Linked DNA regions of Homo sapiens: region 1 is linked to region 2. The links are chromatin loops, found by intact Hi-C in ENCODE. Cell type or tissue: Caco-2. All regions are shown on one strand.

Region 1 (5,000 bases), 51 kb before region 2:
TGATATCATGAGGAAGGATGATGGCCAGGGGACAGCAGTAATGACCATGGTGAATATTCATTTGTCCTTCCTCTGTGCGAGGACCAATGTAAGTGTTTTACATGTATTAGTCCATGAATCCTTCTGAAAACAATATGAGGTAGACAAGGTTAGTATGCCTGTTTTCCAGATGAGGAAACTGAGGCACAGCAAGCTTAACGAATTTACCCAGAGTCATATAACTAGTAAGAGAGAGGCTGAGAGTCAAGCCTGGGTAGTTTGGTGCCTACACTGTACGTACATCATGAAAATACACTCATCCCTCATGAAAATATATTTAATTTGGGCACTTCAAACTTAAAGTGACAGTGATCCATTCTCTCAATAGCTTGCACTGGCCACACAGGGGTGTGAACAGTTCAACTGGTTCCAACTGGACAGGTTAAAATATTCCTCTAGAATTGGAATCCCAGAGGTGTTACTTTGGCCAATATGTGAGTTCTAAGCTGGCCCCAAACTCCAACCCAGTGACATGCTCCAGTGAATGGCTGTGAAGCTATTGCCTCATGCTGGGGGTCTCCTCGCAGTGACTTCCTAAATAGGGAAGATTGTGAGTAACAGTGGATTTTGTTGACAAAATGACTATGCCAGCTGTGAAACTTACATCCTGCTTGGCAATATAATAACTGGCCATATCTTAAGTTACTATTAAACATTTACATCTGATGTAATGTAGAGATGGTGAAACCCTGTCTCTACTAAAAATACAAAAATCAGCTGCATGTGGTGGCACGTGCCTGTAGTCCTAGCTACTTGGGAGGCTGAGGTGGGAGAATCGCTTGAACCTGGAAGGCGGAGGTTGCAGTGAGCCCCAAACTCTTGTAAACTTGGGGGCACATGTGATATAGGTAGCTTTTTGAGGGACAAAGACGAATCATTTGATTATTCGACAAATATTGATGGAGCATCTGCTCTATACTGGGCAGAGGGCCAGGTGCTGGGCTTACAGTGATGAATAAGACAATGTGGTCCCTTGTGGAACATATATTATAGTGAGGAACACAGATGAGAAATAAATGAGTAAAAAGCAACTACTTTTGTGATTAATGTTTGCAGGTAACACATGAGGGGCTGCGTTAGCTAATAATGAGGTAGTGATGGTGGGTTTCAGGCTGTTCCACATGCCGACCACTTTTAGTGCTAGGGCCTTGGGGGTTTCACTAAAAAGAGGGTGGAGGCTGGGTACGGTTGCTCAAGCCTGTAATCCCAGCACTTTGGGAGGCTGAGGTGGGAGGATCACTTGAGTCCAGAAGTTTGAGACCAGCCTGGTCAGTATAGTGAGATGCCATCTCTATAAAAAATAAAAAATTAGCTGTGTGTGGTGGCACGTGCCTGTAGTCCCAGCTACTCAGGAGGCTAAGGTGGCAGGATCACTTGAACCCAAGAGTTCAAGGTTACAGTGAGCTATGATTACACCACTGCCCTCCGGCCTGGGTGATGGAGCGAGACCCTGTCTTTAAAAACAAAAAACGGTGGAGAAATTTAATGCAGTGTCAGATCACAGGAGTCATTTGAAGTATGACACCTCTTTAATACACCTGAAGTTCTCTTGAAAATAAGCAACAGGAAGCAGTGTGAATCCCTCTTGAATGCTCTGGTGAGCAGCCCTTCACAACCTCCACTCAGAAGCTGATGGGCTGTGTCTCCAGGACAAGAGACTAGAGGTGGGCCTTTTAGGTCCCTCAGACTTTGCCGATGGGATTGTAAATTGGTACAACCTTTCTGCAAAAGTTTTGCAGTACGTATAAAGAGTATTAAGTGGGGTAATCCATTCTAACCCCAGCAATCCCCCTCCAGAAATTAATACTGAAGAAGTACTCAGAATTGAAGACAACAGATTTCTGATAAAGTGTTCATTCCAGGGTTGTTTAAATTAGACATGATAGAAGAATATATAGTACTTATGGTGCGTTTACATGATGAATTACGGTACAGTCATTTTTTATGAATATTGAATGCTGGGAAATGTTCACTATATAAGTTAAGTGATAAAGCAAAGCATGAAAGTATAACAAAAACTGAAGAATGGTAGAAATCTTTTTTTTTTTTTCTTTTAAACAGAGTCTTGCTCTGTTGCCCAGGCCGGAGTGCAACGGTATGATCTTGGCTCACTGCAACCTCCATCTCCTGGGTTCAAGTGATCCTCCTGCCTCAGCCTTCCAAGTAGTTGGGACTACAGGTACATGCCACCATGCCTGGCTAATTTTGTATTTTTAGTACAGACGGGGTTTCACCATGTTGGTCAGGCTGGTCTCGAATTCCTGACCTCAAGTAATCCACCTGCCTGAGCCTCCTAAAGTGCTGGGATTACAAGCATGAGCCACAACGCCCAGCCAGGAGTCTATTTTTAACAAGCATAGAGATATACGTGTGCAAAAGAGATTGTGAAATGTTATCAGTGGTTATCTCTGAAAGGAGGAAGTCAGGTGATTTTTTTCATCTTTAAACTTTCTGTGGTTTTCTAAATTCTCTTCAATAATCATGTCCTATTTATAAACAAAGGAAGAAATTTAAAAGTCTACCTTTACTTTAAGTAACAAATAAAAGTGTGTTCCAAGGTGAAACTGCTTCTGCTAGTTCCTGAACCTAAGGGGTTGTCAAGTCTTGGAAAATAGGGAAGAAGAAAAGTAAATCTTCTTTAGGAAAAATCCTGCAGTTTCCTTACCCCCACAAAGGCTGTGCTGTTCATGCCTTCTCTGCTGCTACCTTAACACATCTTCTGGCAATAGTGAAAATGAGTCTGGCACATGAAGAGCCAAGGAAGGAGTATTCCCCCGGGGTTCGTTGGCAAGTTCATGATAGCCTAGGTGTAAGACACAAAGGAACTAAAAAAGCAAGGGCTAACATTTATTGAGTGCTAGCTCTGTGCCAGTCATGATGCTAAGTACCACAAGTACCACTGCCCCCTCCACCACCAAACACACACCCCTGTTCTTTCTTAATGTATTTAACCCTCACTGTGACCTTATGAAGTTGGTACTGTTGCTATTCTCATTTTAAAGATGGGAACACTGAAGCCTTGTATTAGGTCGCTCTTGCATTGCTATAAAGAAATACCCAAGACTGGGTAATTTATAAAGAAAAGAGGTTTAATGGGCTCATGGCCCTGCAGGCTTTACAGGAAGCATGGTGCTGACATCTGCTTGGCTTCTCGTGAAGCCTCAGAGAGCTCTCAATCGTGGCAGAAGGTGAAGGGGGAATAGTCATGTCATATGGCAAGAGCAGGAGCGAGAGAGAGAGTGGGGGCAGATGGCATACACTTTTAAATGACCAGATCTCATGTGAACTCAGAGCAAAAGCTCACTATCACCAAGGGGATGGCCCAAGCCATTCATGAGGGATTTCCCCCATCATCCAAACACCTCCCACCAGGCCCCACTTCCAACATTGGGGATTACAATACAACATGAGATTTGGTGGGGACACACATTCAAACTACATCAGGCCTAGAAGGGTGGCATGCCGTGATCACACACACCTAGTAAATGGTATTGCCAGAACTTGAATCCAGGACGCAGCTATGCTGGGGAGTGGAAAAGTCAATGAATAGGAAGGAGAGAAGGACAAATGATGGGAGAAACCAACATGGATATGAGTGGGAGGCCAGTAAGCGCTGGGTCCTCTGCAGTCTGGAGAGCACAGCAGACTGGGATGCCAAGAAGCAATCTGGAGGGGGGAAAGATGGCTGCCTTCATTTAAGAGGGCCCCAACAGTTCCAGCACAGTCTCTTAGGAGGGCCACCCCTATGACCTGGACAAAGGTTTCTTCCCTGTCAGAGCAGCAATAAAAAGATTAACAAAGAAATTGTTTGTGACTGATTATGAATGCTGGTATTTGAGAAAGTTTTTCTTAAAGGTTAAGAAAGAGGCACAGAGTTCTGAAGAGAACTTCTGGGCACCTTCCAGGACCCCCCAGGTTGATAGCAATGCTTTTCATTCTAACTTCACTTTGAACATATGGCTTTTCTGTTCTGTGACACAGACAGGCGAACTCCTGGAGCTAGCCTGATGTTCATCAGCTTCTGTTGAGGTTGTTTTTGCGACCTAGATGGAGAGTGAAGTTGGAGGCAGGTAAGAGGAAGAGTTTTCAGAGGTTTGTGAGCAAAAGAAAAGAAAGAAAATAGTCAGAGGTTTCATATGAAAGACAAATCCTGGTTCTGGTTATAGAAGGGGAAGTGGTGGCAGGAAAAAAGGGAGAACACAGCCTGGGTGGGGAGCCTCTCCAGGAGAAAGAAGTGAAGGGAGGACCAGTTCTTCATATCTGTCACCAGGGGGCAGCACTGGCACAATACAGCTTGGTTGTGCCTTGTATTCCAGTTCCAACAATTGGTAGGTTGCTTAGGGATGCAGAATTCCTGAATAACTAACACGTTATAAAATTAGTACACCTTTGAATAGCTCTGTTTCCTTCCACCTGACTTAACATCGACATTTTTCCAAGCTAACAACACATCAAAAAAATCATGCAAGAATACAGGATTTCATGAAACATTCTAAAGGGTGATGTTGGAAAAGTCCTATGGTTTCTGAAAAAGCTATTGAAAATGTGGATATCACTAAATTAGTCCACTACCAATTGAAGAAAAGAATGGCAGCAGGATGCTTCAAAACAGAATGACTTGAATAGGAAAGGCTTCAGGAAATGGGTGATATCTTGTAATATTTTTGTGAAAATGACTATTTTTATGATCATGCTATAGAATAAAACCTGAAGTGAAGGTATTGCTATTGTACTGTCATGTAATGTTGGCAGAAAATTGCACCAAAACCCCTGAAACTAATTCATTTATTGCTTGTTCTAAGAATTAGAGCACATTTACCATTATTTTCCAAATTTGGTCATATAAGATGAGATAAACTTATTTAGCTTTATTTAAAAAATTATTTTTATTAGTTTTTGTCATTTATTATGTTACCATTTACTAAAATTTTTAAGTTTTGTTTAAAGAGGTTTCACTTTGA
Region 2 (5,000 bases):
GAATAAAAACTCTGAAGCAATAACTCTGATATTTAGTCCAAACAAACCTTCCTTCCCACCCTTAGCCTGCCAACCTTCACTCTCAAACTCAGTCAAAATTTTTAATGTAGAGGTCGAGACCCAAAGGACATCACACTGACTTTGCAGTTAAGAGATGGAAGAAGCATAAGCTTTAGAGTCTGGGATTTTATCCTAACTCTGCTCCTGCCAGCTGTGTGACCTTAGGCAAGTCAACTAACCCACGTAAACTCAATTTCTTCGATAAAGTTGAGGTTACCCTACCTCAACTTACTTCATAGGTTGCGTTGGGATTACAGTGAATGAAAGCTCTTCTATCTTCCACATGGAATTTCCCTCTCTGACTGCTGCATGCATGTAAGCCAGCACTTAAAACCTCAACTCTGAGATCACTTAGTCCAACTTCTGTTTTGCAGATGAGGAAACTGAGGCACAGATATCAGCTGTGTGATCTTGGACAAATTGCTTAATGTCTCTGGTCTCAGTTTTCTCATCTATAAAATGGAGATGGTAATCCTAGCCTGGCATAATTTTTGTGAAGATTTAATGAAGAAGTGTGTACCTGGTACTGGTACTTGGTAGTCATTCAATGCATCGTGGCAGCTACTATTTTTTAAATGAATATTCTTATTATTTTGTGTGGTATTTGAAAGGTCATTCTGCGCTGAGGTATTGAGAGCTGGCAGGCTGCAGCCATTTGGTCACAAACCTTAGAGTTGTTGGGTTGTCCTGGGGAGACCTTCCTCACAGGGTCAGGTAGAGTTCAGTGAACTCGCAAAGAAGCGTGATTTTAGACGCTCCAAGGTACATCCACTCATCTCCTCTCCACTCCCTCTGCCTGTTATTAAACTGGTAGTTTTTACAACATCAATAAAGAACTTTCCTACCCAATTACCCCAGACAATAGGCTGAAAAGCAGTTTCGACTATGAAAACTTCATGTTGGGTTCATTTAGATTGTTTTGCTGTGTCAAATCCTCACTTGAGTTCAAAAGTTCAGCTGAACCATGAACTTTGTAATTTCACAGCAGGCAGTTCTACAAATATAGTGGAAAGTGAATAAACATACAATATTTAAGGTGGGCTTGTCACGTTGTATATAATATAGTTAGGAATGGTTGTAGGTAAAACAGCCCTTAATTTCCAGAGCACAGTGACGTATCAAAAAGAAAGAGGGAAATAAAATTAAACCAAACTGTTCCTTGAGTTACCTGATCTCTGAGGCTTCCAAGGGAATGCACATTCAGTGACTAATCATTAGTGGACAAACTAAAGCCAACTAATCTTCTTAATAAATTGTGAAGTCTTGTATACCTCTTGGTTTTAGCGGTGGCTTTTCTGCCTGTCTGGACCAGGCAGCATATCAAAACAAAAGGGTCATGACTTTATGTATTTGTTAAAGTTAGAATCCACGTTCTCATATAACTCAGGCTTGATTTGACCTGGTTACACAAGTGTAGGTGGAGTGAAATTTTCACAGGAATGAGAATAATGCTGCGTTCTTACTTGTCTATTAATAAATACACGCACACTCAAATTCAGTTCAAGAGCCCCTCATTTTGTAAGCCTTGTGTTTGCAGCTTTAGGGTTGAGGCTAAAGCAAACAAGATAACAAGCCTCCTTGGGTTAGGGTGTCTTTCAGCTTAAACCCAGTGAAATCCTCAATACCGTGGAATGAGATTTCATATTGCATCAACGTATGATGCTTCGTTTCTTACAAAGAAACGTGTTTCTCATTGGATTTTAGGTTGCAGTGTGTAAAAGCAAAGGGACAACTTTCAGGCAGACCATCTGGGGTAAGTGGAGTCAGTCCAAGCAAGGTGTTTTTATATGGCAGCTGTTTATCCCTCTTTGTTTACCAAGGAGTTGGTCTGCAGGGTCACGAGAGGAAAGCTACGCTTGGTCATTTGTGGAAGCAGAGAGGAAGGGATGGGGTGAGAAGGTCAAGTCCTGTGACGGATGGTTCTTCATGAGTTAAATGAGACTGGCTTTTCAAAAGCAGTTTCCTCCCTGTCCTGACTTTCATCTCAAAGTTGCCAAAATTTTAGCTCTAGCCAGCTTAGGACTCTTTTTAGAAAAATCCCCGAGCAGAGATGGTCCGAGGCTATGCTGCTGTCCTGAATGGTGCGTTTTTCCATACGAGAAGGTCTTCTTCGGTTCAGTCAAGAATTGATGAGATTTTTCATTTTTTCCAGACATAAATCATCACAATAAATTTAATGCCTCCAACCAAGAACTGAGAACCATGATGATAAAGGGGGAAAGTGTGGGGTGAAGACTGTGAAATTTGGTTGACCTAGTTAAAGGTGGTCTGTCTTTCTGGTGGGGTTGTGAGGCTGGAAGGAAAAACAAGGTTCGCTGCTTTTGTGGCTGGCTGAACTGGGCTGCCCAGATTTTACGGCTGTTTCTGGTTGACCTGCCCTGTATAGTGGCGCTGCGTGTCTCCTGATGAGGCCAGGACAGGAGGGGAGTTGGTGGCATTCTTTTAAAGAGCTTGTAAGATAGTGAATAATGACAGGAGTTTTTGTTCACTCATAAAGCGTTTATGGAGAACCCACTTCAGGGGAATGATGGCTGAGGGTCTGTCAAGAGGGGGTCGGGTGGGAAGTAAGAGAGATTTCTATGGGGACATATCAAGAGAGGAAATCTGGGAATGGAAATGGGAGCTGTAGTCCGGTCTGCACTCTTTGGTTGTAACTGTAGGACAGTGAGAAGGGGATATGGATTCTCAAGGGACAAAAGTCCCATGGCAGTGACTCTAGAATAAAAGGCAGATGTATGAGAAAATGACAGAAACAAGGCTTCTGAGAGGGTCAGGCTGAGAAGGTCCCATTCAGCTTAGGCAAGGCTGACTGTAGAGAGAGAATGTGTGTGTGTGTGTGTGTGTGTGTGTGTGTGTGTGTGTGCGCGCACACATGTTGAGGGTAGTGGAGACCAGCAGAGAAGACATCATTTCAATGCAAAAATATCCAACATTCCACTCACCATGGATTTGTGCTGTGTCCCGGTGACTTCCTGTCTATATGGATGTCACTCTGCATTAGTTTTTAGGACTCCCAACAGCTGTCTAGAGGGAACCCTAACTAGCAGTTACCTATCAATTTCTTTGTATCAATATTCTTATGTATATATGTATTAGCTCTAATCCTGAAATAGTCTTTTGAGGTATGGGCTAGATCTGTAGTTTATGATTGAGGAAACTGAGGCCCAGAGGTTAAATGACTTAACTGGGTACACCTGTCTAGAAGGTAGCAGGGATGGTCTGGAAGCCAATTCCTCTGACGTTAGGCCTTACTTTACCTTAAGGGGAGAAGGATTCACTTGAGTCTTTGGATGGTGGGGACAGGAATGGCTACCTTTGTGGGTAGCCTCAGGCCACCAGGAAGACTGCTTGAGTCTGTGCTTCCATGCTCTGGGATGGATTTGAGAAGCCCCAGTCTGTCCTGGGTGACATCCTTGGCCACGTGGTCTCAGTATCCCTCCTGTAGCCACCACAGGACAAGGTTTCGAACCCGGGTTCCTGTCCAACAGGACTTTGTAAAAAGGATTAAAGCTCTTTTTATTTTTCTTTCTTTTCTTTTCTTGTTTTTTGTTTTTTTCTTTGAGACAGAGTTTCACTCTTGTTGCCCAGGCTGGAGTGCAATGGTGTGATCTCGGCTCACCGCAACCTCTGCCTCCTGGGTTCAAGCGATTCTCCTGCCTCAGCCTCCTGAGTAGCTGGGATTACAGGCATGTGCCACTATGCCCGGCTAATTTTGTATTTTTAGTAGAGACAGGGTTTCTCCATGTTGGTCAGGCTGGTTTCAAACTCTTGACTTCAGGTGATCCGCCCGCCTTGGCCTCCCAAAGTGCTGGGATTACAGGCATGAGCCACTGCGCGTGGCCAATTTTTTATTTTATTTTATTTTTTATTGAGATGGAGTTTCGCTCTTGTTGTCCAGGCTGGAGTGCAATGGCGCAATCTCAGCTCACTGCAACTTCTGCCTCCCAGGTTCAAGCAATTCTCCTGCCTCAGCCTCCCGAGTAGTTGGGATTACAGGCATGTGCCACCATGCCTGGCTAATTTTGTATTTTTAGCAGAGACAGGGTTTCTCTGTGTTGGTCGGGCTGGTCTCAAACTCCTGACCTCAGGTGATCCGCCTGCCTTGGCCTCTCAAAGTGTTGGGATTACAGGTGTGAGCCACCGCGCCCGGTCAAAGCTCTTTTTAAATTGACTAAGTCCAGGATAGTTTGAGAGCTGTCAGTGATAAGAAAAGCAAAAGGAAAAATCAGGCTCAATTTGCTATGTGCTTTTTCAACTTTTGTTTCATTCTTAGGAACATTAGCCTGCTCATGGTGGTGCTGAGGGCCATGGTGCTAGGCAACTATGTTTGGATCATGGGATCTGTCCTCCAAATCAGAACTGATTGGATGCAAGGGTTGCCAATTTATAGCTTTGAAATTGGCTGAAAAAATAAATGGCACCATTTGGGAGGCTTTGGCTTTGGGAAATTGAGCAAGTGAGTGTATTGGGGAAATTGAAGCTTGAAAAGGCAGGATTTGGAGGAGTTGAGGGAAAGGAGATGTTTTAGGTAATAGAAATGGCATGATCATATTCACAAAGGTGACAGGGCCTCTCTTCATGTTTGGGGGACAGTCAGTTGACCACTTTGCCTGAAGTGGAAGGTTGGTGCAGGGGTGTGGCAGAAGGCAGGGGGGAGGACTTGGTTCACAGTGGGGGCTGAGGGAGACCTTCAGATGCCAGGCTAAAGAGTCTGGGTTATAGATTATGGGAGGTTATTGAAAGTTAAGCGTTGGGGAGAAGACAGGAAATACATTTTCAGAATTTTAACCCCATAGCATTGTGCAGAGTGGATGGAAGGACATGAATCTAGTAAGTAATTAATGTCAGTAATCAAATGTCATCACAATTTGGGCCAGCTTCTAAGCTAACACAAAGATGATCATTATTTGAATGACTTGTGTCTCTGCTGCCTCCTCTAT

Evidence for each region. Hi-C counts contacts between places; a loop is a spot of excess contacts. Peaks named below come from ENCODE experiments on the same cell type or tissue, not always from the same donor. Only the 100,000 strongest peaks of a DNase experiment are listed, where the experiment ranks them.
Region 1: a loop joins it to region 2, with 12 times the contacts of the local background. A loop is called at or near these places in 1 of 110 quality-filtered maps.

The regions. Positions count from the first base shown.
Region 1 is chr10:93,122,338-93,127,337 of GRCh38, forward strand. No RefSeq gene overlaps it. Among named protein-coding and RNA genes, the nearest start is that of CYP26A1, 51 kb to the left of the region's middle. RefSeq lists enhancers at 1,518-1,587, 1,678-1,737. In Caco-2, a CTCF peak has its summit at 4,347 (motif pointing right); a DNase peak (open chromatin) is centred at 2,344.
Region 2 is chr10:93,173,272-93,178,271 of GRCh38, forward strand. No RefSeq gene overlaps it. Among named protein-coding and RNA genes, the nearest start is that of CYP26A1, 100 kb to the left of the region's middle. In Caco-2, no CTCF peak of the experiment used is centred here; no DNase peak of the experiment used is centred here.